Linked DNA regions of Mus musculus: regions 1 and 3 are each linked to region 2. Evidence: chromatin loops called from intact Hi-C (ENCODE). Cell type or tissue: left cerebral cortex. All regions are shown on one strand.

The links. Peaks named below come from ENCODE experiments on the same cell type or tissue, not always from the same donor. Only the 100,000 strongest peaks of a DNase experiment are listed, where the experiment ranks them.
Region 1: it touches region 2 in a loop (2.2-fold over the local background); 2 of 42 quality-filtered maps call a loop at or near these places.
Region 3: it touches region 2 in a loop (2.1-fold over the local background); 2 of 42 quality-filtered maps call a loop at or near these places.

What each region holds. Positions count from the first base shown.
Region 1 is chr8:95,426,179-95,434,178 of GRCm38, reverse strand. All of the region lies in intron 1 of Cfap20 (cilia and flagella associated protein 20), which reads left to right. Among named protein-coding and RNA genes, the nearest start is that of Cfap20, 4.7 kb to the left of the region's middle. RefSeq lists an enhancer at 5,865-7,671. In left cerebral cortex, CTCF peaks have their summits at 3,897 and 6,376 (motif pointing left); DNase peaks (open chromatin) are centred at 746, 4,057, 6,389 and 7,085; H3K4me3 peaks cover 1,680 bases; H3K27ac peaks cover 2,740 bases.
Region 2 is chr8:95,693,210-95,701,209 of GRCm38, reverse strand. Ndrg4 (N-myc downstream regulated gene 4) reads right to left here. Exons shown (of 17, transcript NM_001372423.1): 2 at 3,922-4,016; 3 at 1,053-1,097. Gm51585 (a long non-coding RNA gene) reads left to right here and starts at 2,863. Exons shown (of 2, transcript XR_003947588.1): 1 at 2,863-3,717; 2 at 3,884-4,175. In left cerebral cortex, a CTCF peak has its summit at 3,874 (motif pointing right); DNase peaks (open chromatin) are centred at 3,876, 4,305, 5,492, 6,352 and 6 more places; H3K4me3 peaks cover 494 bases; H3K27ac peaks cover 6,678 bases.
Region 3 is chr8:95,501,489-95,509,488 of GRCm38, reverse strand. 4933406B17Rik (a long non-coding RNA gene) reads right to left here. Exons shown (of 4, transcript XR_879118.2): 4 at 6,080-7,121. Among named protein-coding and RNA genes, the nearest start is that of 4933406B17Rik, 9.1 kb to the right of the region's middle. In left cerebral cortex, a CTCF peak has its summit at 3,025 (motif pointing right); DNase peaks (open chromatin) are centred at 3,088, 3,680, 4,384 and 6,859; H3K27ac peaks cover 613 bases.

The sequences.
Region 1 (8,000 bases), 270 kb after region 2:
TAGAGTCCGTACTATTCTTCCTGTACTGGCCTTCTCCATTGGGAAACCTGCAAAAAGGTGATTGTTAGGGGCTTCTCGAGAGCCAGTATCAAGCCTCTGTATTTTTATCCAGCCGTCCTCTAGAATGGATGGTGTTTTTGCTTGCCACATGAGATGGTGGCCTTCCCTGTTCACTTTTGGAGATATTAAGATCTAGATGAAATGCCTTGCCGTTTCTTTTCTCATGAAGATTCCTGGGGCAGTGAGCTGGACCGTTTTTTTGTTTTGTTTTGTTTTTGAATATAAAGTGGTCACTCTAATGTGGAAGCCAGGTGATTTAGGGAATATCTTTAGTTCTGCCCTCGGCTGGGGAAGATGGAGAGAGGTGATATGCCTAGTGTGGTGTTCATAGAGATGTATATAGAATGGGTGGAGTAAGTCAAGATTATTCGTAGTAGGACTAGAACAATGTCTTTCCTAATTCACAGAGAAGGGCTTTGAGACACACAGTGGTTGACAGAGTACCTGCATTGCCTTCTGTTTGTCACTGCTAGGCAGTCGTGTGTTCTGAGGACAGCTTTGAGAGAAACCTGTTGGGAGTGTCTTGTCATTTGGCTAAGACAGTTGAGAGTTCCTCAAGATCTGGCCTTTGGTATGTAAGCAGTCTGACCAACTCTTTCAGATCCATAGCTAGAGTTATGTCAAGAGTATCCCATAGGAAGCGGACCCTTAGCTCCCCCCATCCCACAATCTCCTGAGTGTTCGTTCACTTTGAAATGAAGCAGCAGGAGCTCTTAAATGAGACCTGCAGGGAGAACCCAGAGACAGTCCACCTGGCAGTGTTGGGAGGGTGCTCACCAGCCTTGGTATCTTGCCTGTTCTGCACAGCCAGAGGGCACAGAGAGAGAGCAGGCTTGTGTGCTGCTTGAACTTGGAAACTGAGCTGTCTGAAGTGTTGGTGTAAAGCAGTCAGAACAGGGCTGGAGAACATGCTGTTTTGAGATGGGAAAGAAGTGTCGGAGCGTCTATCAGAGGGTTCATTTACCCCCTGGCTTTTCTCTGTGATGTGTTTTATTCTTTCAAGCCCGAGTTTTTGACTAGTCAACATGTTTACACATGGCATAGAAAGCAGAGTAACCATGGTGCACTGTGTCCCTTAACAACGCCTCTAAAGGTCCAGTGGTACCCTGATGACATAAACAACATACACAACATTATTAGGGCAGAGTCACATGGAGCAAATTAAACAGACATTCTTGCAAAAACAGGAATTAATTACGTTTCTAACTCTTGTTTGGATTTGACAAACTAGTGTTTAAGGGAGAAGTTTTCTCCAACTGAGGCAAGAGGGGGCAAGAGAAAAAGAAGAAGTTTAGGCCTATCCACATCAGCTTTATTGTATTCAGGCTTTTCCTCAGTTAAGCGATCTCAGTAACTGGGGATGCAGTCCAGTCAAGGAAACACTGGAGTTGGTCATGTTTATCAATGATTTATTGAGCAACATCTGAGTGATAGGCCTTGTACAAAGAAAATCACCCTTCTCCTGGGAACTAAGGCAAAGCTGTAATAAGGTCAGAGTCTGGTTGTAGGGTAGGGGCGACAGGGCTGTCTACATTACCAACCTGTGCCTTGGCCCTTTGCCAGGAGGCACTACACACTGACTGGGATGATTATTTTGAGTCCTTATTTTGATATCACAAGTATTTACTATTCTGACTTTTGCGTTTGTGCACAGAGAAAATGCCTATTTGGTTTCTATGAAAAACGATCTTGAAAGATTAGGTGTAGCATCTGCTTAGGCTTCTGAAATTAAGGTGATGTAGTCATTGTCCTTTGGCTTTTCCTCTCCTAAACCTCTAATGTGGCACTGAGGCAGCGCTGAGACTAACTAGTTGTCCAGGCTCACTCACCGGTTCCACTCCCTCCTTAGAGACAGGCTCCTGCTGCATGGAGGCCATGAAGCGCTCTGCACGCAAAACCTCCCGCACGCACTTGGTGCTCCTGGCCTTCACCCACATCTTCCTTGGTCTTTGGTCACAGAGCAGAGGTAGCAGTGCCTCTGATGCTTGCCTTGACCCCACAGGGTCATTTTATCAGCTCCCAGCCTCTTCATCCTCCTGTCCCCACACTGGGACTTAGTTAAGAGCTGAGACAGATCTTTGTTGGCTTTCAGACCAAGAGCTTAGAAAAAAATCAACAGGTTCTTTAATGTCCCTTTACTTCTGGAACCAACAGATCCGACTACCTTTATTAAGAATGTTAGGGCTGGATGGGTACAACTTTAATTAGATGAGTCTCTGGGAGTCTGAGTCTAGCCTGGTGAACATAATAGCAAATCCTAGCTAGGGTGACTTAATGATGTACTGTCTCAAAACAGAAATAAAACGAAGAATGTTGCTCCTCCTGCACTGCACTGCGTGAGTGTCAGTCGGCTTTGCTGCTGCACTGGGAGCCCATGGCGCTGGCTGCCCATGGCACTGGCTGCCCATGGCACTGGCTGCCCATGGCACTGGGAGCCCATGGCACTGGCTGCCCATGGCACTGGGAGCCCATGGCACTGGCTGCCCATGGCACTGGCTGCCCATGGCACTGGCTGCCCATGGCACTGGGAGCCCATGGCACTGGCTGCCCATGGCACTGGCTGCCCATGGCACTGGCTGCCCATGGCACTGGCTGCCCATGGCACTGGCTGCCCATGGCACTGGCTGCCCATGGCACTGGGAGCCCATGGCACTGGCTGCCCATGGCACTGGCTGCCCATGGCACTGGGAGCCCATGGCGCTGGCTGCCCATGGCACTGGGAGCCCATGGCACTGGCTGCCCACGGCACTGGCTTGTGTTGCTACTAGAAGCCCATTGGGCTGATTTGTGAGTGCTGCTCTCTCCTCCTCCCTCCCAGCTGCTAATGTTTCTCCATGGAATGTGACTGTATCAGAGTCTTTTGTTGATCTTGTTAAGTAGTCATAATGACTGGGTCCCCATTTCTTATTTTAAGGAAGAATAAAGACCCTCTCCAGAATTTAAAAAAAAAAGTCACTACATTTTTGGTGTGTGTGTGTGTGTACACTCACACACAGGCATATCTTCTTGCCTGTGTCCATAGAAGTCAAAGGACAAGTTGTAGGAGTCAGTTCTTTCCTTTCACCACGTGGGTCCAAGAATTGAACTCAGGACAGCAGACTTAGCTGCAGTAAGGTTTATCTACTGAGCCACTTTGCTGACCCTAGACCCTGACTTTTAAATTGATAAACCTTGCTGATGTGTACTAAGTCTGTCTGGCCTCCAGGAATGGAATTGAGTGCCTTTGGATAGAAAGAGTAAAATGATTTTCACTTTCCCAGGCGTGGTCTTTATTTCTATGGTTGATAACTTTTACTGTAACAGGATGAAAGCAGTGAGCTTCATTTACTTGTGCCCTTTCAAGAAACACTGTGAGCAAGGTGGTGCTCGTACACACATTTAATCCTAGTAGCCAGGTAGATCTCTGTGAATGTGAAGCCATCCTGGTCTACGGTGTGAGTTCTGGGACAGCCAGGGTTACACAGAGAAACCAAGAATCAAAAGAAAGAGGGAGAAAGAAAGTGATCGAGGCTTGGGAGGCAGAAGCAGGCAGATTTCTGAGTTCGAGGCCAGCCTGGTCTACAAAGTGAGTTCCAGACAGGGCTACACAGAGAAAGCCTGTCTTGAAAAAAAACCAAAAAAAAAAAAAAAACCAACCAAACAAACAAAAACAAAAACAAAAAAGAAAGTGAGCGAGGGCAAGAGAGAAAGAAGGAAGGAAAGCAGAGCACAAAGAAAGAGAAAGACACTGTGGTGCCCAGGGTAACTGAAGGGACGGACCATTTGCAGATGTCTGGAGTTACTGTCAGCTGGGTAAGTAGCCCAAAGTCCCTTGAGCCTGAGCTTTGACCAGTCTCCCACAGAGGGCTCCCTCTGCCTGTTTTCTGACTCAGAGCCAGGCCCCTGGCCCTGGGCAGACTTTCCTACTGCAGTAGACAGCTTTAGGGGCTTAATGTAAATTGGGACATGTGTCATTAAGAGGACATGCCAGATAGCTGAGGGTTCCGCTGCAGAATGAGTGAGTGGAGCCAGAAAATGAAAGTGGGGGAGGGGGGCCGAGTGGGACTGGTACAGCTAATGTGTTATTTTTGAATCACTCTGTAGAACTGTGGAGATTGGCCAGCTTCCTCCCGATCCCTGTAGTATTATTTTTCCCTCATCCTGACCCTCCTCCCTGGGGCTCACACTGAGAGGGAAATCAGTGTTCTTTATTAGTTGCCCAGCAACCATGAAAAGCCTGGGAGAACACTGTGAGATGAGCTTAAGGTTTGCTCCTTTGGTGTCTGTAATACTGGGGATCATTCTCATCTCTAATTGCCAGTAACTTGGGTTCAAAAGCCCCCACATACTTAATGTGTAGGATAGCAGGGGTCAAGGTTCACAGGGAGGACTAAGAATACAAGATGATGGCATTTGCATGTCATTATGAAATCCACTCATCTTTTCCTTTTTTGAGTACTTCTGGGTAGTTGTGTGCATGCATATGTGTGGAGTGTATGTGCTGACGTGTTTGCTTGTGGAGGCTGGAGGTAGGCAAAAGCTGGTTAGCCATTGAACCCAGATCTGCCTGTCTGCCTAGCCCCACCTCACAGTGCTGGGGTTATAGGCAGTGTGATTGCCTTCCCCAGCTCTTATGTGGGTGCTGAGGATCCAAACTCAGTCTTACAATGTAGCCCAGGCATATCTGAAGTTAAAAAGCCTAAGGTAGCCACAGACAAGCAATCTTCCTGCCTCAGTCTCCTAAGTGCAGCCACTGTGCCTGTTAAGCCTGCTACTTTGCATGCTGATATTAATTTTGTTGCTGTTTTTGCTGCTGTGGCAGAACAACTTAAGGTAAGGAAGTTATTTGGCTCTTGGAGGAGATAGTAGGAGTAGGGAGAAAGATATGGCCAAGTTCATGGTAACAGGGACAGACAACTGGGTCATCTATGAAGACCAGGAATCAATGAGCAGAGAAATCTGACACTAATCTTGCATTACTTTTTTACTTATCTTTATTTTATGTCCATTGGTTTATTTACCTTTTTTTTTGTCCATTGATTATGTCCATTTGGTGTTTGCCTGCATGGATATCTGTGTGAGGGTGCCAGATCCCTTGAAACCAGAGTTACTCATAGTTGTGAGCTGCCATGTGGGTGCTGGGAATTGAACCCAGGTCCTCTGGAAGAACAGGTCTTAACTACTGAGCCATCTCTCTGGCCCCTATCTTTTCTCCTTTTTATTCAGTGATGAGTCAGAACAGAAGATGGATGGATACCACCCACATTCAGGGTGGGTCTTTTCTCATAAACTTCTCTGGAAGCACACCGCAGACATCCAGCAGTGTACCTTCATCACACTAACTTTAAAGACTGAGGGGTGTGTGTGTGTGTGTGTGTGTGTGTGTGTGTGTGTGTGTGTGTGTGCCTGTGTGCCTGTGTGTGTGCGTGTGCATGGTCATGTGTACGTACTTGGTTGCCTTTTTGCTTACCAAGTGAGTGCAGGTGCCTGCAGAGACTGGAAGAGCACATCAGATCCCCAGAACTCTAGTAATATGGTTAGGAGCCACATATGAGTGGTAGGACCAAACCTGGGCTCCTCTGCCAGAGCAGCCAGTGCTCTTAATTGCTTCAGCCCATGATTTTAAATATTAGTGAAAGGATAGTAAAGCAAGAAAATGTTCATGGCCACACTCTGCTGGTGAGCATATATCATGAAAGAATTAGTCATAAGCTAATTAGAGGAAGAAGTAAAGTGAAACCTTGAGCACTAAATGCATCGACCGCATTTTATCTTCATCCAAGGCCAGGTCTGCTCAGTGAACTCTGGGCCGAGGAAAGGAAGTTAACTCTTTCTGGGGACATGCATCTTACCACATGTGTTTGCAAGAAGCTTCCCGGAGGATGGGGTTACTTCCTGAAAGGCAGTGTTAGCCTGCATCTGTTTTGTTTTGTTTAGTTTTGTTTTGTTTTTGTTGGAGACGGGATTACTATATAGCACTGGCTAGCCTTACATTTGCTATGTACGCTAGGCTAGCCTCAAAACATACTGAGACCATCCTAGTTTGCAAGTGCTAGGTTCCCACCCATGTACTACCACAGCCGGGCTGCCTGTGTAATTTAATGTAGTCATTTCTAGAGGGGAGGGGTGGAAACCACTCCCTTCTCCCAGAGCAGGCTTTGGGAAGCCTCCTGTCCTTGAGTGTTCACGTCCCGGATCATCATCTGCACCCCACTCCATTTTTCCAGCTTGTTTGTGTTTCCACCCTTTGAAAGGGGCCTTGAAAGGGGGAAATGGTAATTCACTAACAAATCAGGCTGAGGAGAGACCTAGGAATGCTAGAGTGCATTCTAGCGCCCTCTGTTGGCCTCTGCATGCTGTGGAAGCCATTGTTCCCTTCGTAAGGACTTAGTGGGTAAGACTTGTAAGCTGTAAACCTAGAGAAGGTCAGAAAGGCACTTCCTTCTGTGAGTTCTGGCTGCCTTTCTGAGCTGGGAAGACCTCTTGTTGACTCTGGATGGAGAGCTTTTCGGAAGTGTTAGGACTGAGGCCATGATTTGAAACAATGTTGGATAAGTGGCAACAGTTGCCTTTTAGCGATAGTAGACTTGAGAGCCTAATTATTTTTTTTTGTCTCTTTTAGTCCATTGAATTTCACTGTTCTTGTAGCTGCCTTCTTTAGAAGGAATGTGTGTGTTATTGGAAATAACTAGTGTATGTTATAAAATTAGTACAGCATTTTATTGGAATGCTCCCAGCTCTTATCAGTGTGCTATACCACAGCATTTGGAAATAACTTCTTGACAGAGTCTTCCTTCAACAAGTTGCCTGATTTTCCACAGAAAATACAGGAGAAATCTTGCTACTTTGGTTGGGAGTGCTGGGGAAGGAGGTGGGCAGTGCTGGCATGTTCTACACAGACTTGAGCCTTTGTGCTCTTAATCTCTGTTGGAAAGTAGCCCAGAATTCAGAGCAGGAGGCCATTGACTGTGGCCAGCTTTGTTGAGAAGCATTTCAATGTGACATTTGTGTCTTGACAACCCAAGAACTGCTCCCCATTGGCAGAGATGAGAGGCCCATCTAGCCCCTGTGCCTGAAAATGGCACCAAAGGGTGTTTTGTAAGAAGCATTCTTCATGCCACTAGTTTCATGTGCTTTCTGACGCTCCCATGATCTCCAGCTTCCTATAATAGTCTACAGTCGATATGTTATCCAGGAATGTTTAAAACCCTCCTTGAACCTACTCAGATGTGCCAGCTCTTAGGGTGACAGATTCCAGAGTCAGCACATATTTGAACACTTAGCTTATGCTTCACACAGAACTAAATGCTGAAGAGGATCCTACAGATGGGTGGCATTTGATCTATTCTTGGCTGAGCCTCACAGATGTCACCTGGAAAACACCACACACAGTGGGGTAGATTTAGATTGGACTCATTGATAGAGCGTACAGAGACTGATGGTAAAGCACAGAGCAGTATTTTTAATAGTCTGTGTTAAAAAAGTATTGTCAGGCTCCTCAGTGCCTTCTCCCTATATGCAAATCTTAACAGAAAATAAAATTGTAATCACCAGGCTGATTAATGAACAAGAACAAGGAGCTTTAATCACTGAGGTTGAGTCATTGATTATGTGGCCAGTTTTAGCCCTCCCCCCCCCCTTTTTTTTTTTGGTTTTAGTCTTTTGAGACAGGGTTTCTCTGTATAGCTCCAACTGTCCTGGAATTCGTTCTCTAGACCAGGCTGGCCTCGAACTCACAGAGATCTACCTGCTTCTGTCTCACAAGAGCTGGGAATAAAGGTGTGCAATGCCAATGCCCCGCTCAACACTGTCCTTGCTCGTTTGTTTGTTTGTTTGTTTGTTTGTTTGTTTTAGTACCCAGGAGCCTCTCCCACACCTAAGTGATCTTTTCTGTATTAGCACATTCAGTCCTATGTCTCTTGTGCATTTTAGCTGCTTTGGATTTAGTGCTCAGAAATGTT
Region 2 (8,000 bases):
GTCACTGGGGGTGTCTGAGCACTGGACCCTTGGACACCATCCCCTCGTACGAGGCGAGCAGTCTGGGAGCAGGATGGCAGGGGTGGGGTGGACACTGCTGGACCTAGAATCCGGTCTCTTGTATTTTTCTAGTTTCTCTGTCTTGCTTCTGTCACCCGCGCTGACCCTGTAAGGCCAGCGACAGTGACAATGCCTGCCGCTGTGAAGCTGGGGATGAAGATGGCTCCCCGGCTGTGGCCCAGGTAACAGCCATCTTTTGTGGCTGCTTTTCTGCAAAAAGGAAAACCGAACAAAACCTGCCTCTATGTAGTGCTCCCAGAGTGACAGGAGGATTCCTTTGCTGTCCTTCACCAAGTAAGAGGTCTTGAGAACCAGGGTCCCACCATCTAGTTGCCCTAGTTGCCCAACGCTTATCTATTTAAGGATGTGGCCTGGAGGTGACTTCCATCCAGCAGGGAGGAGGGGGTTTGTCCTATTTGGGTGGCCAGTGGCGTCTGGGAACCCAATAACCCCGTTTCCCTCTCCATCCTATGCTTGCTGTTAGACATATTCTGGTGCCAGGAAATAAACCGTTCCTAAGGGACTCGAGGCAGGGGGGATAGCTGGCCAAGTGAGCAAAATCATCATGTGAAGGAATAAAAACAAAGAGCGAGTTCCATTTTCATGGTACCTTTGGCATCAAACTAACCGGGACATGGTTGTCCAGGCAACAGCTGCTATGGAAACAAGAGTTATTTCACAGTCAACCTAGCTTTCACCGGAGGAAAATGCTGATTCAGATGACAGCATCCCTCGCTCCTTTCTGCACACTCATTGCCGGAGGCCTCTGCTTCCTTTCCAACTGTCCTGTTCACAGAGGGTCCAACCCCTTCACTGGGCAGGGGGAGCTGCTGTGAGCCGTGGGGGTCATTAGGCCGTGAGGTGGCCCTGCCCTCACCACCAGAGACTGGGACACATGGACAGGCTATTACTCTCCTCTAGGACCCAGCCCAGTGGGAGAGAAGTCCAGACAGATATGGGTCCCATATTTGAGAGGCTGAACCCCAACCTACCTTCCAGTCTGTGTCCACAATTGAGAGGAAGGCGTCAGGGTTATCCTAAGGAGAACAAACAAAAGGGGGCAAGTTAACCCAGCTCCCAGGGCTCTGCACAGAGCAGACCCATCTTCTGATCCCCAGTCTACATTCATGCTAACAGAAGTGACTCACAGGTTACCCGGTGCAAGGATTTCTATCTTCTGGGTTAACGGGGAGACTCAGAGCTGCACCACAGGCAGAAAGCACTGAGATCTCTGCCTCATTACACATAAGGGAAGAGGATGAAGGAGCCAAGAAGCACTATGACTGTCACGCCCAGGGCTGGGTGGGTAAGCTGAGGCCTGTTCACTGTCCTGACCTATGGATATTAGGTGTTGTCAAGGCCAGCCACACTGCCCACTTTACTGTCTCAAACCTTGGGTCAATGTCAAACTGTCAGTGGCATGCATCTTTGATCCCTGCCTGTCCTGCCTCTGGTACCTTGAGGAGGGGACCGTATCTGGTCATGTAAAGGCTGGACTAGAGTGGGCTCCTGAACACAGGCTGATCAAATGAACAACCTGCCTTCACAAATGAGGGGCCTACGGCTCAGAACACACCCACATAGCACTGCAGGTATTTCCAGCGTTCAGGAGGGTGGAATAGGGGGATCTTAAGTCCAAGGCCAGCCTCAGCTCTGTAGTGAGACCCACTGATTCTTCCAAGGCCTGGGAGGAACGACAGGGGCCAAGGGAGGGAGGGCAGCCACTTTGGGAACCCCTCAGGAAGGGGGGCTGCTGGCAGAAGGGGGTAGGGCTGTTCACTGATGACGGAGCCCTTCACCAAGCTCACCAAACAGAAGAGCAAGTGGGAAGGTAATTACATCGGGGAAGGAGGGAGGCGGTTCTGTTAAAAACAAAATCTGACAGAAAGGATGAGGCAGATAATGGTAGGGTGTGCAGTGTGCTCTCGGGATGTTGGGGGCTCAGGAGATAGGAGTGTGGGAGGGATGGGGTCCACAAGCCAAGAGATAGCAGAAAGAAATAATCCAACATGAATCCCTGGGCGCCATAGGAGGTATATATGAGATCAAAACAAAGGGCAGGAGAGGGTCGGGATGCTAGGAAAGCCCAGGAGAGTGTGGAGACCAGCGGGGTGCAGAGAGGGAGCAGGCAGCACCTTACAGATCCCAGGACTCTGCAGTCCTCAGGGAGAGCTAGTCTAAAGTGGCTTATAGAGGTCGAGATGTATATAGAATATAGTCACCCTCCCGCCTCTGCATTGGTTACAGAGTCTTTTGTAGGTACCAGAGCCCACTTCTCTGAGATGGCATTTTCTTTGCCCAGAGCCTACGATTCTCCTCTCACACAATTTAAATCGGCTCTGGGTTGCCCAGAACACACCTTCTAGAAGACATATGTCATGGAAATAGTTGCTATACTCTGCTGTTAAGGGAATAAAGGCAAGGAAAAAAAAAGTGTGTACAGATGCTTTTCCTGGGCTGCTTCTATCTCACTAACTGAAGCCCCCCCCCCCCCCCCCCCCCGCTGTGGATACCATGGCTATGGGGGCGGGGTGGGGGGAGGGTGGATCGTGGGATAACAAGAATGTGTACCTGGCAAACTACAGCCACTCAGAACATAGAGGTCAGGCAGGCACTGCACTCAGGGTGCTATGAGACTCTGCCAGCATCACAGGTCGAGAAACGGCAGCTCCCAAAGACAATGTAAGGTAAAGCTAGCTGACACCTCAAGGACTTTGCTGGGAGTCACGTGGAGGCTGCACTGGGTGGTTTTTTTTTTTTTTTTTTTTTTTTTTTTGCCCCTTTGGGAAAAGCAGAGGCCACTGGGTACCCAGTGAGAACCTTGTGCTGACTCAAGGACTGAGACCTCCTCGTGAGACTGCAACACAGATCCAAACTCCAGAGAGGCAAGCTATGGCCCCGGTGGCAGGAAGTGAGAGGCTGGGTAGAGCAGAAGGAAGAAGGAGGTTGCCACGAACTGGAAGCAAAGGACTGTGAGTCAGGACAAAGGGATAGCAATGTGCTGCAGGAGGCTGGAGAGACCTGGGCACAGAACAGGCCAGCCCGGGCTTCAGGGTCAGGGTGTGACAGCCTGTTCTATGCATTCCTGGGCTAATGTCTTCCAGCAGAGGAAGCACCTGGGAATATGGCAGATACGCTCAAAGGTTCAAGGAGGCAGGGAAGGAGGGAGGCAGGGTAAAGAGAAGGCAATCCCCCAGCCTCAAGAATGAACATTGGAGAGTCAGTTTAGGGTGGTTCTGAGCTCTGGGGAGGGTCTCCCCATTACAACAGATAGGGCTGCATAGGACTATTATTGTGTGTCTTTAAAGGGTTGTACTGCGCAAGGAGAAAAGTGGGGATGCAGGAAGGAGGTTCCCGCAGGCATCCTAGCAGGAGGATGAACCTGGGTTGAAGAGCTTGCCAAATACGTTCACTTCTGGCCTCACGAGCTACCCTCAACTAACCTGGGAGTTATGTGTTAAAGGAAGGACAGACCATGCTCTCAGGGGCAGGGCTATGGTCTCATGTGCTGGGATTCCCCAGAGCGCTGGCTAAGCCATCCATCCGATCCCAATCCTTGCGGCTTCTTCTGGAAGGAAGCTGAAGGTGGGTGGAAAGGAAACACGGAGCTAAAGGTGGAAGGCTCTGGGCTCCTGCCTCTCCCAGCTGCAAAGCAAGGTGAGCGGGGACCATACCCAGCGACATGGGCTGGGCACTCAGGCTGGCTGGCCCTGACACATTTCTCAGGGAATGAACATCAGTTCTGGGTAGCTCTGAGCTCTCACAGGGAGGGTCCATGACAACAGGAAAGACAAGAACACACAATTTCCAATTTCACCACAAGGTGGCGCTCAGCCCCAGGACCTGGAAGGGGCGACTCACCATCTCAGTGGCATCCTGGCCGCGGAGCAGGGGCTTCTCCTCAGGAAATCGCAGCTCCTGCAGCCCTGCCATGGTCACGTCGTGGAGCAGAAGCCCTAGGAGGAAGGGAGTACGAGGTTGGGCCTTGTTCTGAAGCTGCCGGGTGAGGACATCACAGGGCAGGGCTGCTGTCCCCAGGGGACCAAGATCTGCTTGTACCAAGGACTATTATACTGTATTTGTTTTTCAAATAAAGTCATGTTTTGCAAAACTAAGCAGCAAAGGAACCTTGAAGGTTCTAAACAAAACCCTGCATTTATTGTGAGGCAAAAGGGCTCAATGGAGAGGCAAGAAAGAGATGGGATGAGAGCAGCTCAGAGTTGCTTGCAGAGATTTTGGTAGACTGAAGCTGAAGAGGATGGGAGGTGAAAGCTCTCTTTCCTGGAACCTGAACAGGGCTTGGCTTAGGACAGAAAACACATGTGATCTCAGCCGGCAGTCACCAGAGGGTCCCGGACCTGATTCTGGCAGACACAGAAACGTCTGACCTTTTAGAGAGAAAGGGTCACATCTATACACGTGTGTACACATTTCGGCATTCTCTCTCCCTCTCTCTCTCTCTCTCTCTCTTGTGCGCGCACACGTGTGTGTGTGTGTGTGTGTGTGTGTGTGTGTGTGTGTGTGCGCGCGCGCGCACAGGAGAGGCAGTACTGTGTCTGTCTCACTTGGGCATGATGGCAGAGGCCAGAAGATACCCAGGAGGGAAATGAGTCAAACATTCATTAAAACACAGAGAGATACCCAAAGACATTCAGATTAAAATAAGGTATTCTAGACTGGAGAGATTGCTTAGCAGTTAGAACACCAGCTGCTCTTCCTGAGGACCTGGGTTCAATTCCCAGCACCCACGTGGCAGCTCACAACTGTCTATAACTCCAGGTCCAGGGCATTGACACCCTCACAGACACATGTGCAGGCAAAACACCAATGCACATAAAATAGAAATTAATTAAAATACTTATATCATCTCTGACACCTTTGTTCTCTTGAGGGTCAGGTTGGCAAAAATGAATGAAAAATCTTCAAAAGGCGCAAACCACGGATTGAGGACACAGCTGGGGTGTAGCCAATGTGAATTACCAAAAGATAAGGTATTCTAAATATTCATATTGTCAGATTCAGCAAGTCCCAATCAACAAGGGAGACTTTGTAAGGAACCCAGGGGGTGACTAATGGCTCACTTAGCTTTGGGAATGCTCTCCAGTGTCACCGTCAACAGAAAAGTCAGAAGCAGCCAAAAGTTCACCAATGGGCTACGAGATTCACACATTACTTTGGTAATTTGACTAAGATAATTTTCAATTTCATGGGGAAATGTTGTATAACAATAAAATGCAGCTAACAGAGCTAGTGCGGTGGCTCAGCAGGTAAAGCCATTTGCCACCAAATAAGACAACTAGAGTTTAGTTTCCAGAACGCGCAGTGGCAAAGGACAGAACTGAATCCCACGAGCTGTCCTCTGATGCTACGTGCTTGTCACGGCACATGTAGAACCCAGGTGATAAGTGTTTCCAAAGCCGCTACAAAGCATTCAGTATCATCCCAGGTATAAGATATAAACAGGCCCCACAGAAAGAGCCTGGGAGACTGCACATTACACACGGTGGAGGGGAAGCTAGGGCAGAGGGGTTGTAAATTCAAGGCCATCCTGCGATACTGTAAGACCCTTACAAAATATGCATAATAACTGGTTTCAGGCATTGCCCCTGTAGCCGTGGATAAGAACTGAGAGAAGGGTGTCCACTCTGAAGTGGGTTGGGATCAGAGGCGAGTGCCACCGCGGCCTGGCCCCAATTCCTCCGGCCTCTAAGGCATCTATCTCCCAGCCTGTAAAGTGCCTACTCTGCTGTCTCATTCCACAGTGATGGGAAGTGAGGTGAGGCTGGAAGAGACCTGTTCAGTGTTCATGCTAGAGCACCATACCACCTAGAGAGTGAAGGGACGGTCGGTCCCGGTCAGTCCCTGGAGACCTGGCTTCCTTTCTCCCTCCCTTTATGGCTCTGTCTCCAGCTGTTCTTAGCAGTGAAGCCCGCAGACTCCCCCTCCTGCGTCCCAGTGGCAGCTCGGGCCCCTCCATCCTAACCCTCAATGCAGCAGGAGGAGGAATTGCCACCCTAAGCCCCGATCCCCACAATCCCCACACGATCACACCCTACGCCCTGCTGAGCTTTGTTTCCAGAGGTTTCCCAGGAAACTAGCGATGCAGATGGCTGTATTTTTAGAATGGTGTCCTCTCTCCTCCCTCTGCCCTTTCTTCCCTTCCTTTCTGCGATGTGTACATTCATCCATCCACCCCAGCGGGAGCTTAGCCACCTGAGAAACCTCCTTCATTAGGACTATCCTGGCCACCTGCCTCCCTGCCGCCCACCTCAATTCAAGGCACTGGGGTGTCCTGTCCTCCCCCCCACCTGCTGTGACACCACCTGGAGACAGTTCTCTCTAGGGACAATGCTATTAAAAGGGCTGAGGGTGGGCAGTGCAGGGGGACAGATGGTCTGTGACGGGGAGTAGAAGGGAAGGGGTAGGGAGAGACACAGAGAACCCAGCAAGTCTGGAAAACGGGCAGTGCAGCCTGGTCAGGGGCGTCTGGCAGGGGCTAGAGTGACATTTCCCTCAGGGCAACAGAGAACAAGCTTCCACAGAACGTTTCTCTCCCCACAGCAGTTGGGGGTGGAGGAGATGGCCGCTTTTCTTCCCAGTGGCGGCCAGGTGGATGACAGACAGGCAGCTGAAGCCTGAAAATGCTGCCAGGCGCTTTCTCTCTTGCTCTTTTTCCTCCAGACCACTCATTCCTTAGAGGGCTCCTGAAGCCTTGAGTTCCAAACAGGCCTGGGTGACCCCTGGCCCTCCCACTTAGTGTTTAGGCCACAGTCGTGGTCCTTACACTGCTGGGTTATGTTCGCATCACTGGCCAGCTTCCTGTGGGCAAATCACAAGGAGACTGGCTAGCATGCGGGGGGGTGGGGTGGGGGGGTGGACGGTGGGGGGACGGGGACGGGGACGGGGACGGGACTGTGGTCTCCTGCGCTCTCCCTGGAAAGCCCAGGGAGGATGGTGGCCATAACAGCTATATAGAAGCCATGCAGGGCTGGGCTGCAGCTCTCCAGTGCCCTGCCTAGCCTGGGATAAGCTTTACTTCTCAAGCTCTCTCAAGCATCAAGGAGAAAGGAGAACTCTGTAATGGGTGGCTTTTGTCTCCTGCCCAGGTGCTAACTAGGCTGGACCCTGCTTAGCTTCCAAACTCCAATAAGATTAGGTGTGTAATGGGGCTGGCGAGATGGCTCAGCGGGTAACACTGCTCGATGGTCCAAAGGTCCTAAGTTCAAATCCCAACAACCACATGGTGGCTCACAACCGCCTGTAATGAGATCTGACGCCCTCTTCTAGTGCTGTCAGAAGACAGTTACAATGTATTTATTTACAACAATAAATAACTCTTTGGGACTGAGAACAGGGACTGAGCCAGAGGAGTCAACCAGAGCAAGCAGGATTGCCCAGAGCAAGCAGAGGTCCTAAATTCAATACCCAACAACTACATGAAGGCTCACAACCATCTGTTCAGCTACAGTGTACTCACATACATAAAATAAATAAATAAATCTTAAAGAAAAGATTAGGTGTGTTGAAGTTCTATACCCCAAAATGAGGCAAAACTACTTTATCTGAGCAGTCTTCCTCATCCCTCTGTCCTCTCAGACGCTCGCTCCCTTCCTGATTCTGTTTCAGGGAAAAGGCAACCCCGCTGGGTGAAAGGCTGAACTGGTCTCCAGCAGCAGCAGCAGCAGCAGCAGCAGCAGCAGCAGCAGCAGCAGCAGCAGCAGCAGCAGCAGCAGCAGCAGCAGGAGGGACCGGGCTCCATTTGTGAGCATCAGTAACTGTGGCTCTGTGATGGGGTTTAACCTCAGATTAACGAGGGTTAAAAACACAGCAGTTAGGGCCAGCAAGATGGCTCAGCACACAAAGGCATCTGCCACCAAGCCTGATGACCCAACGTTAATCCCCGGAACCTATGTGGTAGGAATGAACGTGCTACAAGTTGT
Region 3 (8,000 bases), 190 kb after region 2:
AAAAACTCACCTGCTGCAGCCCCTCTCTGCTGCTCCCTTTGCCGGCTTTTGATGGGTTTAACCTCTGAGGATTGTTTACTGTGAGTTTTGATTAATCTTTAAGATGAGACAGAGGATTTTCTCAGCCTCTTACTCTAACTGAGAAGAAGTGCCTCGCTTTCCACTTCTCTCCAATATAATTGCTGTGGCCTTGCCTCATTATGCACATATGCAAGCGTTCATACCTCTTGGTATAATTTTACATCTATAAACATGGATCATGCTGTGCACATGGCTTGGCAATTTGCTCTTCTCACTCAATATATATTCAAGGCATCACCAGTGTCAGTATATAGAGAGCCTCCTCGTTCATTATTATGGCTGTGTAATGTTCCAAAGTTAGGGACAGGAATTATAGTCCCGAAGAAAGAAGAGAACGATAACAGCAACAAAAATCACCTTTGTCATTCCTTATGCCTCTCCCTAGCGGGGCTTGAGGGGGGATACTGGGCAGGTGGGTGGGGTGGGGGTTGGAAGGGGTTCATTGGTTTTCCCATAATTCTAATCATGGTGTGGACACTCAGGACTCTTCCTATTCCTTTGTAGCACCTTTTATTATAAAGCAGGTTTTAAAAAATATTTATTTATTATTATACATAAGTACACTATAGCTGTCTTCAGACACACCAGAAGAGGGCGTCAGATCTCATTATAGGTAGTTGTGAGCCACCATGTGGTTTCTGAGATTTGAACTCAGAACCTCTGGAAGAGCAGTCAGTGCTCTTACCCGCTGAGCCATCTTACCACCCCCACAGGTTTTCTTGGCTTTGGCATGGGTGACATTTGGAAGATTAAATTTTGATTTTTTGATTTTTTTTTTTTTTTTTTTGGTAAGGACATTCAAACCACGGGACACACATTTGGTTTCTGTCCCTGCTTGTAGCTTCTGAAGCCCTTGGAGTCTCTAAAGTCATAAGAAGCAGAGACGGGAAGATGAATGTTAAGGTGAGACACTCATTGATGGCCAGCGACTTGGTCATGCTTACCTTGGAAATGTCCATGAACACCCAGAATGCATTCTGGTTGCTTTAGGACAAGTGAACTCATAGGACCTGCAGAAGGGCAGCCAGTAGGGTATGAGGCTCACTCCCCTCTTCCTTTGGCTCTGTATGCCACACTCTGTTATCTGTAATCTTTCTTATCTCTTTCCTAATAACCAAGTGATTGAGCCCCAGGGGGGTTGGAGGAACCTCAGTTAAGGTTCTCAGTTGGTCGGAAGCACAGATTACAGACTGTGCGTGAGACTGGTACCCAGAGTGGGGGCCGGACCCTCAACCTGTAGGATATGACTCTGTCTCCAGGTAGAGCTCTATGTTAAAACTGAGCTAAATTGTAAGTTGCCCAGCTAGTGGCTTGTTAGCAAATCTTGGTGGGATACTTGGTGTGTGGGGAGGGGAGAGAAACACCACAAATCTAGTACTGAAAGTGTTAGATAGGCAAGAATAGAAAAGGATACTTTCTCTGTTATTCTTCTTTTTCCCTATGTATATGTTTATAAGAACTTAAACATAATCCCTTTCTTTGTGTCTGTTGTTGTTGTCGTGTGTGAGAGAATATGTAGTATGTGTGCCCATATGCATGCATGTGCAAACAAGAGCAAAAACGTCTCTGTCTGCTGCTCTCCTCTAACCTTCCTTTTACATATGGTAATGTAATATTTCCCCGGGCTTTAAGTACCCAGAATCCTTTGCAATGTCTCTTTTATGCAAAGCAAAAGGAGACCCTTCTGGTACAAGTTCAGGTATCTTCTATTCTAGAGCATTACTTTCAGTACCACGTTTTTAATATATAATTTTTTTTAAATTTTATATGCATTACTGTTTTGCCTGCCTGTGTGTCTGTATGAGAGCCTCAGGTTTCCTGGAGCTGGAGCTACAGACAGCTGTGAGCTGCTGTGTGGTTGCTTAGAATTAAGCCTGGCTCCTCTGGAAAAGCAGCCAGTGCTCTTAACCACTAAGCCATATCTCCAGCCTCAGTATCAGTTAAAATTTTTTTTTAAAAAGATTTATTTTCTTTCATGTGTATGAATTACTTGCCTGCATATGTGTCTGTGTACCGTGTGCATGCCTGGTGCCTGTAAAAGTCAGAAGAAAGTGTTGGCTCTCCTGGAAATGGAGTTCCAGATGTTTTGAGCCACCACATGGGTGCTGGGAATGGAATCCAGGTCCTCTTCAAGAGCAGCAAAGCTAACCACTGAGCCACCTCTCCAGCCCCAATATTGTTTTTTGTCATACAGAAAACGACTCTTGTTCCTTGTCAAAATATTATCTGGAGAGTATTAAAAACCTTTAAATTCTTATTAAAATGAGCGTGCACCCAAGATATGTTTGTTAGCAGGCAGATGTTAGATGGTACAAAGGACCATCTTTCCTCTTACAGGAAAGAGTTGTATGTCCCATATCAGAAAAGGCATGCTAAAAGCAGTCTGTCCTGTTCAGAACAAAATTGATCAATGGCCACAGAACAATAAAATCTTTGGTCTATCTTTTATATATGTGTGTGACAAGGTCTCACAATGTAGCCGAGGCTGGCCTCACACACTCAATGTTACTGACTCATTTTCCCCATTATAGATGCGCATGCCTCAACATGCCTGCTAGGATGTTAGCCTTTCTTAGCAGACAGAAATTATTTGTCTCACTGCTGAAATTCTGTCAGTTAACATATAACTTCATCAACTCTGGCCTCCAGGGAGGAGTCTGCTTCAAGTCCAACGAAGGTACATTTCTAAAAAAAAAAAACCAAAACAAAACAAAGACAAAAAAAAACCAAAAAACAAAACAAAACCCGGAAACCACGCCATCTGCTCTGTTGCACAGTGCTACAGAACCCACTGAAAAGACGCGTGCTGCTCTTTTGTTTCTTCAGTTTGGGGGATTTTCAAACGTTCTTCTTTTTTTTTTTTAAATTTTATTTATTTTTATTTGTATACATGTATGTGTGAGTGTATGTATGCCAAGTGAGTGCAGATGATCCTTGAGGCCAGAAGAGGGCGCCAGATTCCCTGGAGCTGGAGTCACAGGCCATTGTGAGTTGCCCAATGGGAGGGCTGCTGGGATCCAAATCCTCACCCAAATCCTCCCAAAGAGCATCTGGTGATCTTAACACCTGAGCCCTCTCTCCAGTCTCTTCTTCCTCTTTACCTCCCTCTCTCCCTCCCCCCTCCCCCCTCTGAATCCACATCGTACAGCATAATTTCTCCCTAAGGGAAACCAGCAAAAGCTCCTGTAGTCCTTTCTCCTCTCCCTCCTCTTCCTTCTCTCCATCCACACTCCAGGAAGGTGAGGCTAGTCCCCTGAGACATTGAGTTTCCTTTAGTCACTGCTCGGACCAGGCTTCCTGCCTGCTCACCTTTCTCTCTCCTTTTCCTCTTTCTTTTCTTCCTCTCTCTCTTTCTCCCTCTTCTACTCCAATTCTTCCTCCTCTACCCGCTGCCTCCCTTCCTCCCAGGAACCCCCTTCCTTCCTTGCATTAAAAAAATATATCCTATTTTATTGAAATATGATTCATATACCATAGAGCCATTTAAAGTACATAACTCCATGGCTTTTGACAGATTCACACAGTTGTACATTCCTGTCACCCTAAAAAGAAGCCCTATCCTGATTAACAGTCACTGTCATCTCCTCCCACCCCTTAGCAACCAGGAATCCACATTCTGTCTCTACGGATTCGCCTATTCTAGAGATTTCTATAAATAAAGTCATACAATGTGTGGGGCTTTTGTGACGGGTTTCTTTCACTTGGCTTAATGTTTTTCATGGCTCATTCATGCTGCAGCCTGTATCAGTAATTCACTATTTTATTACCAAGTAATATTGCATCAGACAGATATACAGAATTGTACTTAGTCAGTCAGTAAATACATGGGTTGCCTCCACCTAGGAGGCTATTAGGAAAAACGCTGATGTAAATTCTTGGAGACCACTTAACTTTTATTCACTGGGGACAGGGATGAGAATTTGTTAATGCAAATTATTTGTTTCTTTATATTTTTAAAAACTGTCAAATCACGCCTATTAATCTGACATGTTTTTCTGGTTGAGAGAACTATGGGGGTGGGGGCTATTTAGAAATCCATATTTCATTTTTTTTTTATTTTTTAAGTTTATTTCCGATTGAAAATTTTCTACATTCAGAGAGTGTATTTTGAACAGATTCACACACACACACACACACACACACACACACACACACACCATTCTCTCCATTCTAATTCCTCCCCTATCCCTATCACTGCTATTTCCTCTAACTTCATGAGGACTCTAGTTTAAAAAAAAATCATAGACTCCCTTTAGCGTATGGCAATCTGCGCATGCGTGTGGTGGCATCTCTTAGTGCTTTAGTAGCCTTTCAGGTGCCTGGAGGGGAGAGCTGATAGGCTGTGGGAGCCAGAGCAGTGGGAGGTCGTGGTGAAACAATGTTTTCTGGACACAACAGAGTAGCTGTGCATATGAATTGACAGCAGCTGTGGCCGCATGCACAAGACCCTCACAAAACCTCAGCAGAGAGTGAAGAGGAAGCCAGGAAGTCCAACCCTGAGCTGGCTGCTGATGGCTGCTGGAAGAGGAGTCTGTTTTCTTCCTTCAGTGTTTGGGGTTTTGTTTTTTGAGATAGAATCTCTGTTGCCCAGACTAGCCTGGCTGTGAACTTCTCAACCTCCTACCTCACAAGTCCTGGACTTCCAGATACAGGCTACCATGCTCAGCTAACTTTATGTCAACTTGACACAAGCTAGAGTAATTGGAGAAGAAGGAGCCTCAGTTGAGAAAATGCCTCTAGAAGATCGGACTGTAGACAGGCCTGTCAGGCATTTTCTTAATTAGCGATGGATCAGGGAGGGTCCAGTCCATTGTGGGTGGTGGCCTTGGGTTCTATAAGAAAGCAGGCTGAGCAAACTATGTGGAACAAGTCAATAAGCAGCATCCCTCCATGGCCTCTGTATCAGCTCCTGCCTCCAGCCCTACTTGAGTTCCTGTCCCGACTTCCTTCAGTAAGAGACTACTGTGTAGAAGTGTAAGCCAAATTAACGCTCTCCTTCTTCACTTGCTTTTGGTCCTGACGTTTCATCATAGCAATAAGAACCTTAAGTAGGGCAGTGGTATTTGAGAGCTACCCAGAATAAAGTGTCCTCCTTCATCACTAGCAAGTAAATAAGTTGCTGCCTTAAAAAGAAAAAAAAAAAAAAGGTTAATCCTTCAGGGAAGCGTAGGCATCTTAGAAAAGTCAATACCATGTTATTTATTAGCTTATCAGATGAGTGGGAGTTTTGACTCATTGAGAAGGGCAGGGAGGGATTCCAGAAAGCTCCAGTAGAAATCTGATAGCACTGCCTAGGAGCCACATTCCAGGACACAGCAAAGGATCAGGTCAGGTCAGTGGCCCCAAAGCACAATTGACATCGTTCACCAGTAAACAGACAGTGGCAGCAAGTGTTGGCATCAGGACCTCCGAAACCTGTGACATCACAGGTAACAGCGTAACCTACATGCCTGTTGCCAAGACAACGGCCACCATATTCCCAGAATCCATTGGGCTCACCTCCCACCTTTACCTGTGATCACATCAGCTTCCATATATATGTGTGTATATATATACACATACATATATATATATATATGTATATATATATATATGTATGTGTATATATATACACATACACACACACACACACACACACATATATATGGAACGCCTCTCCTCTCTCTCTCTCTCTCTCTCTCTCTCCTCTCTCTCTCTCTCTTCCCCCTTTCTCTTTCTGCCACCACCTTCCCCCTCTCTCTCCCAATAAACCTCTTAACTCGAGAAACTGCTTTGGCTTGGTGTTCTGTGTTCAGACTTTAGACGCTATTCTAACACATCAGCAAGTACCACACAACCACATGTGCTTGTCTGACCAAGCCCTCTCAGACAGTCAACAGCTTCTCCAGTGCAGGAGCGAGGATTTAAAAGGAAGAGACGATTAGACAGTGCTGCAGCATGACCCCAGTCAATTCTGAGACTGAGGCAGGTTTATTTTTTCCCAAACAGCCTTTATACCATTTTAATTTCATGCAAGTATTAAGGTCAGTTCTAGGTTAAAGAACAAGCAAGACAACAAACACAGATAGTCAAGGAACAAGCAAGGCAACAAACAGAGTCCCACGATCACCTCTGTGATCACTGTTTCTAAGGGCTTATCAGGGTGACCAAGGTGTCTGAGCCTACTTCACCGCTCTAGCCCAAAGTCCTATTCTTGCCTGAAGTCTACTTCTTTTGTTATTTTGTTGTTGTTGTTGTTGTTGTTTCCTTGTTCTAGCCTAAAATTAGATTCCTGCCTGAAGCCCATTTCCTTGTCCTTGGCCAATATCAGATTCCTGCCTAGGGACCCCCAAAAGTTCTCCACATTTGTCCCTAGGTTTTCAGTTGTATTTATATCATGGATACCCCAACCTGCCTCTCAGAGCACAGGTCCCATCCAGTTAACCAGCCTCCCAAACAGACTCCCAGACCTGCGTTTTCTCATACCTGTGAACCAACCTCCTCATTTACCTTTATGGCTGGTCTCCTGGCTTTCACGTTCACAGTTAGAACAAGGCCTTTGAGAGCCATCCCCCTCCTCTGTTCAGCGTGTTCTGATAGCTTCCGATCATGGTCATTTGACAAATCAGAATCTTTACAATGGTCCATAAATGTCTGCCTCCATCATTCCCTGTTACAGGGCTGTGTGATTCCTGCTGTTCCTCCCACATGGCAGGCACTTCTGCCCAGGCCGCTGCAGAGGAAGCTGAGTCCTGCCAAAACACTCTCGTGCCAAAACCTGCACGGTGAATGAATGCTCTTCCTTCATAGCCTCATAGGGACTTTTTTTGTAACATCCTCTCCTCCAGCTGCAGGAGCTCTGCATTGCCAGACTGAGCACGGTTGGAGGCGGTATGAAGACCAGAAGAGGCAACTCTAGGACAAGTGCTGTGGTTTTAGCTTGAGATGGACACTTTAGACTCCATTCAGAGCTTCCGATATAGACAAGTGCAGTAATGGGGGCGGGACGAGGGAGGCCGAACACACTTCACATCAATATCATGACTTCTAAAAACTGTTCTCTACAGAAAGGAATAAGGACATCTTGAAGTGGTCGTCGGCCGCAGAGCTGGGGCAGGAAAAATATATCAAGAGCCTGGAGCATCCTTTCTAACTAAATTATTGCTGGGGATAGTGACGGACGCCTTTAATCCCAGGAAGCTGGGCGTTCAAGCCAACCTGAGCTACCTGTGAACTTTATCTCTAAACAAACAAGCAAACAAACAAATAAAAAATCCTCAGAACCCAGTTGGAAGGAGGTCACTCCAGCAAAATAACAGACAATTTGAACATAAAAGTAATTTATTGCCAGGCAGTGGTGGCACATACCTTTAATCCCAGCACTCAGGAGGCAGAGACAAGCAGATGAGGCTAGACTGATCTACTCAGAGAAAAACTGTCTGGAATTTTTTTTTTTTTTTTTTAATGCATGAGGGTTAACAATGCGGCTTGGTGGGGAAATGCGCTTGCCTGATCACCTGGGCTCCATCCTGGAACCCACAGAAGAATGAAAGGACTGAGTCAGACCGTTATCCTCTGACCGCCACATGTGCACCATGGCGTGAGCACGCACTCACAGGCACACACACGGACACATCATATAAGCAAGCACACAGCAATTTAGCTTTAAAAAAAAACCAAAAACTGATGATAACAATTGTTTGTTGAGACAAAAATCTCTATATGTAGTACAGGCTGACCTTGGTCTTCTATCTTCAAATCACAACCTCTCAAGGGTTGGGATAACGTCTGTGCCTCTAACCTCAATGCCATAGGACTCTGCCATAACTCACTTAATAAACGAGTTCATGCCGGGCAGTGGTGGCACACGCCCTTAATCCCAGCACTCGAGAGGCAGAGGCAGGCGGATTTCTGAGTTCGAGGCCAGCCTGGTCTACAGA